2 separate regions of the Homo sapiens genome follow, and region 1 is linked to region 2. A link is a loop called in an ENCODE intact Hi-C map of the cell type or tissue named here. Cell type or tissue: heart right ventricle. All regions are shown on one strand. Each heading gives the region's core, and the rest is flanking DNA. Links, peaks and the distances in the headings are about the cores only. Region 1 overlaps SYNGAP1 (synaptic Ras GTPase activating protein 1). Region 2 overlaps UQCC2 (ubiquinol-cytochrome c reductase complex assembly factor 2).

Region 1 (2,860 bases), core at 1-2,500, 270 kb after region 2:
CCCCCCTGGGACACTCTTCCTCCTCGAGCGACCCAAGTGGTATTCTGGAGGGGAGGAAATGGCCAGAAGGGAAGTTGGGGAGGGGGCCAGAAGGGAAGCTGTTAACCCAGGTTCCCACCCCTGACCCCAGTGCATGCCCCCACCTCCCTCTGCCCCTCAGCTCCGGCCTCACCTACCCCCCGGAAAGCAGCAGGAAGAGCAGCGACGGCGGAGAGGCTGGCAGCGGGAAGGAGGGGGCAAGGAACCTGAGCAGGAGCCCCCTGAGGGGGATGGGGTGGGAGGCCTTAGGCCCATGACTGGGGCTGGCAGTCAGCAGGGGAGCATGGCTGAGAGGGTCAGTAAAACCCCAGTAATGAAGGACACCAAAGATCCAGGGAGGCTAGGTCCCTGGTGCCCACCCACCCCAGAAGGGGCTAGCTGGGGGGAAAGATGGGTTAAAGGTCATTGCCCATAGGCAGGCTTTCCTCTTCCCCCTGGTGGGCACATCTTCCACCTGCCCCCCACCTCCTGGAACCCCTGTCTGTCTGGAGGGCCAGGGCTGCCTCCCATGACCCCCTCCCTGGACTGGAGGGGGAGGTCTTGGAAGAGACCTGTGAAGAGTAGCAGGGGGAGAAGCTGGGGACAGAAAATCCAAGGAAGGGGCAGGTGGGGGGAAGGGAGAAGGAGCCGGTTCCACGTGCACTGCAGTGGCAGGGGCTCAGAAGGTTGGTGGGGGGAGGGGAAAAGCAAAGAATGCAGGGGAATGGGCAGGGAGCAGGAAGGATGGACAGTGGGGGTTCTCGGGACTCCCAAGTAAGGATAGGGAAAGGAGGAGGAGGGGAGGTGAATGCGGATGCAGCTCAGTCTGCCAAGAGCCTAGAGGGATGGCAAGCGCTGAAAAAGGAAGCTGAGGCTCGGCTGCAAGGGAATTTAGAGGGGCCGAGGGGCTGGAAGAGAATGTAAGTGGGGGGATGCCAAGCTCCGGCTCCAGCTCCAGAATGGCTGCCCAGGCCTGGGCTCCCCCCTCAGCCCCACAGTCACCACTGCAGCCAATGGGGGGGCAGGTGCTGCATCGGGGCGGGGCCACCATCTCCACGGCAACAAGAAGCTACAGGCTGGAAGGAGGGGGGTGGACCGGAAGAGCTGCCTGTTAACCCTCTAGGTTCCAGAACAGAACAAGGGAGGACCACAATTATATTTTCACTGTCTGCTTCCAGAATTGCAAATTGCCTGCAAACTGCCCTAGAATCAGTCCTCAGCTTCCCTTTACCTGTAAAACCCAGGTGTTAGGAGGTTTGCATACAAAAATGTGGACCCCATGACACGAGAACCCTATCACTCCCTCAGGAACAGGTGTATAGTACAGAAACATATACTGAGCTATGGAGGTACGTGTATATGAGAACCACAATACAGAAAAATAACTGGGGATCTATGTGCTTTTGAGACATACAGACAACTGTGAGCACGGGCATAGCACGGATCCACATTCTGAGACCCTGAGGCCCACACACCCCACAGGATACATGCTTTGACATATGTGAGCTCTGCAACAAGGGAGTACATACTTGAACCCAGTGACCCACATGAGAGCTGCTGGTGTGGACTTTGTGGCCCAAGTCTCTTGGGCAATCATGTGGACAGCACACTACAGAAATGGACCTATAACCCTAAGACACACATATCCCCATGCAGGGGAATTCCAGTTTAACCCCTGAAATACATGCTTGAGTACACCATGATCCTGACCACAGAAAGGTATCCCCATATCTCAGAAGCACAAACATCCTTTCATTCACGTGAAAAGTACAACCACATCCACTCTGTCTCAGGACAACCCCCTTTCCTCCCCCAGCCCTTCTCTCACTCTAACACAGGCATCCGAGATTGCCACCAGAGTAAAGAAAAACCAGGAGCAAATGTGTTAATTATCCTTCTGGTACACACTAAGCAATGCATCCAATGGTTCAGGATATCTCTTCCCTAGTAACATTTTTTCTGCATTTCTCAGGTATGGCTGCCTCACTCTCATTTCAGGGAACCGAGCTCAGCCATTATTTTCATGTGCAAGCTCATCTAATAAAGGCATAAAGTCTAACTTTAAATGCATTAAAATTCCGCTTTGGAACTAAAGCATTAACAGAAGAACAAATTTGCTAATTGGCTTGCTTGGTTCTTGGAAGTAATATAACCTTACACATATTACCAAGAACTAAGATCCATGAACTCACTCATAAGTCACAGGTACACAGAGGCCACATACACATATGCTTATTAAACACTTTTGTTGCCGCAGGAAAAGAATAGCAGAAACACAGAGGAAAGGGGGGGCAGAGTGACAGAAACACAGAACATCCTGTTATTAATGCTGCATGCAGTGACATGTACAGAGAAAACAACACACACCCGTGTACACACACACACAGCAAACCTGAAAAGCACAAACTGTGATCCTGGGTCTCCATGTCCCATGCCTGCACGATGTATACACGCATGCACACACATAACAGCCACCTACACAAACCCGTAACACAGGCATTGTGCACACACCCACACATGTACACACCCTGTGTACACACACAATGGCACTCACACACACACAGCAAGGGCTTGGACTCCTGCCCCTCCAACATCTCTAATCTTGCCATCACCCACAGAATCTCCCCCTGCCCTCCAAATCCCTAACCTTCCCTTTGGCCTTTCTTCCTCTCCACACCCAGCTGGCAGCTCTCAAGGGGAGCCAGAGGAGGGAGGTTGCCAGAGAAGGGCGAAGAACAGGGTTGGACACAGAGCAGAGAAATGGGAGACAGAGCTCTGTGCTGGGGATATGAACCTCTAATGACAGTCCCTGCTATGACAGGCCTCACTGTGAGCCAGCCCG
Region 2 (2,857 bases), core at 358-2,857:
TCTGGGCCATCTCCTTTCTAGCAGGACCTAACTGTGGTCCTGGCTTGGTTCTCCTCAGTTTACACATTTTATCTTAAATGTTGCCTTCTTCATGTTTCTTTCCTTCTTGTAGAGTTTCAGCAGCTCCCCACTTATCATAGATTGAGAACTCAGATGATTTTTTTTTTTTTTGCCTTTGCTAAAAGAATCTGTTGGTCTGAGGCCGGGCATGGTGGCTCATGCCTGTAACCCCAACACTCTGGGAGGCTGAGGCAGGTGGATCGCTTGAGGTCAGGAGTTCGAAACCAGCCTGGCCAGCATGGTGAAACCCTGTCTCTACTAAAAAATACAAAAATTAGCTGGGTGTGGTGGCACATGCCTTTAATCCCAGTTACTCAGGAGGCTGAGGCTGGAGAATTGCTTGAACCCAGGAGGCGGAGGTTGCAGTGAGCCAAGATTGCGCCACTGCACTCCAGCCTGGGCAATAGAGTGAGAGACTGTCTCAAAAAAAACAAAAGAATCTACTGGTCTGGCCTGAAGCATCCCACAGGATTCCTGCCTCCTCTTCCTTGCTGACGGCATCTCCTCCCCCAGGAAGGCCTGCCCTTCTCCCTTCTGCTTGCTGACCTTCTGCTTGCTGACCTTCTGCTGTGCTTCCTTCAGAACCTAGCATTGTCTCACTTCCATCATGCACTGACCACTTGAGCATGCGGGGACTCCCCCACTGAGTCCCTGTAGCCCACTCTGCCCAGCACCCCCTTTGTTAGGCACGCCTTTCCAACCTTACATTTCTATTGTGGCATCTCCCACTGCAGCTGGTGTCGTGGCTCACAAGTCACAGATGCTCAACAAATGCTTGTTTGCTGATTAATTGATCTGATTTTTCTGTAGGTTGGGGAGTTGATGAGGCAGAGCTATGCCTCCAAAAAGTAGTTTCTAATAGCAGAGCTGTAGTCCAGGTTTGCTTCCCGCAGAGTGGAGAAGCCAGTGCTAGCTGCAGGCCTGCTTCATGTGAACGCTTTATTAAGTATGGTCTTTCCTCAAGGTACAGACACTGTGGGAGGCAGGACTCCTTTGCTCACCTCCTTTGGGATTCTTTGCTTTTCAGGTTGCAGAGCCTGAGGCCTGTGATCAGATGTACGAGAGCTTAGCGCGACTCCATTCAAACTACTACAAACACAAGGTGAGTGGGCCACAGTCTTTTATATACCCAGCTTTCTGACGGGACAACTAATAAGAATGAGTGAAAATCTGATTAGGTAATGTTTTGTAAAGACTTGGCTTTGCTGCGTTCAAATGAAACCAGTAATTTCAACCAAGCCAACAGAGGTGCCTGGTAGAGGCTTTTAGGCCACCTAAATAAAAGCTATTTAAAATTGTGAATATAGGGAAGAAACAAAACCAATTATGAATAGAAGCCATGTATTTGATATGCCAGTGTGTGCTCCTGGGAATGTCTGACAGCCATTGGATTTATACCTATTTTCCCATCCACTCTGACGGAACTGACACCTCCCCACATTCTGGTGATAAAGATGGGATGATTGGGAAAGTGCCCTCCTTTTACGGAGCTGGGCCCAACATGATTACTGTCAAATTCCATTTAGAGTGGTTTTTCCCATACTTGAAAAATATGCTCATTAACTCCACAAACATTTGTGGCCATATGCCTATGTGGAAAATTGATTTTTTCTAAATCCTCCCTGCTAACATGTGATCCATGAGCAGCAGCATGGGCATCACCTGGGAACTGGTTAGAAATGCAGAATCAGGGGCCCCACCCATACCTGCGTTTTCCAGGGAGGACTCACGGGTACATTATAGTTGGAGCTGCCTCCTGGAGACTGTACTGGTTCTTGCGAGGCCAAGTCTTGACCTCGAGGTGGCGCTGCTCTTCTCCTTGCTAGGCCTCCTGGCCTCTGGTTGCCCAGGGCCTAGGTGAAATGCAGTTAGAGAGCAGGGCTTGTGTGCTGATCTCTCCCCTCCCTTCACTTCCTTTCTGCCCCGGTGACCAGTACCCTCGCCCCAGAGACACCAGCTTCAGTGGCCTGTCGTTGGAAGAGTACAAGCTGATCCTGTCCACAGGTAATGAAAGCACAGCTGCCTTTTCTCATTGGTTTGCAAATGATTCTGAGTTTGAGTGGCCAAGGGGAATTGTCTAAGAAGACAGTTTTGCTTGATGGAAAGTCTTGTAGAACAGCCCAGAGGAAATTCTGAAGCTACAGGGCGCATGCATTTTGACCATATACTGTGGAGAAGGTCAAAGGCGTTATTTAAAAAAGAAAATCTATCTTTAGGGCTTTTAAATTCAAGGCTGGGCATCAGGGAACAGAGGAATACCTATTTGCCAAATGGAAGTAGTTGAAATCAGGATGGAAGGAAAATAATTTTATTTTTATGGTCTTAAGAGGGCTTTATAAACAATGAAGGTTTTAATTAAAACAAAAAACCATTCAATAAACGTGTTTGGGGATATCCGCCTAAGAGTTATGTGACCCAGGGGACGTGGTCTGTGGGTTAGATATGAGTTTAACTAGGTATGTTTTAGAGTCATTGATAGACTCTGATTATCAAGAAAGGAAACATCCTGCCAAGCCCGTCCTTTCCTTACTTCCCTATCTCCATTGTCCCTAAGGAGGGGGGCCGGAGAGCCAGGGATGAAGTAGGCAGGTACTGGAAAATTACTATTTTTGTTGCCAAGTATATTATATACAAAAATAGGTTAACCTTTTCTGGGAGGGCATGGCCCTGACACATTTCCTTCTGGTATTCTAGAAATGTGTCTTTCCTCTTCTTCTGGCAGCCTTCAGCAACTTAAGTTTTGAGGATTTGGGCTTCTAGAAAACTCTCTTCTGAGATTAAAACCTGGTGGTGTCAC

Evidence for each region. A loop is a pair of places that touch in the nucleus more often than their neighbours do. Peaks named below come from ENCODE experiments on the same cell type or tissue, not always from the same donor. Only the 100,000 strongest peaks of a DNase experiment are listed, where the experiment ranks them.
Region 1: a loop joins it to region 2, with 2.3 times the contacts of the local background. A loop is called at or near these places in 5 of 110 quality-filtered maps.

Annotation. Positions count from the first base shown.
Region 1 is chr6:33,429,345-33,432,204 of GRCh38, reverse strand. SYNGAP1 (synaptic Ras GTPase activating protein 1) reads right to left here. Exons shown (of 19, transcript NM_006772.3): 4 at 1-44. Among named protein-coding and RNA genes, the nearest start is that of MIR5004, 7.6 kb to the left of the region's middle. RefSeq lists an enhancer at 2,512-2,860. In heart right ventricle, for the core only: no CTCF peak of the experiment used is centred there; a DNase peak (open chromatin) is centred at 1,020; H3K27ac peaks cover 168 bases.
Region 2 is chr6:33,699,651-33,702,507 of GRCh38, reverse strand. UQCC2 (ubiquinol-cytochrome c reductase complex assembly factor 2) reads left to right here. Exons shown (of 4, transcript NM_032340.4): 2 at 1,088-1,162; 3 at 1,995-2,064. Among named protein-coding and RNA genes, the nearest start is that of MIR3934, 3.0 kb to the right of the region's middle. In heart right ventricle, for the core only: a CTCF peak has its summit at 1,841 (motif pointing right); a DNase peak (open chromatin) is centred at 1,844; H3K27ac peaks cover 910 bases.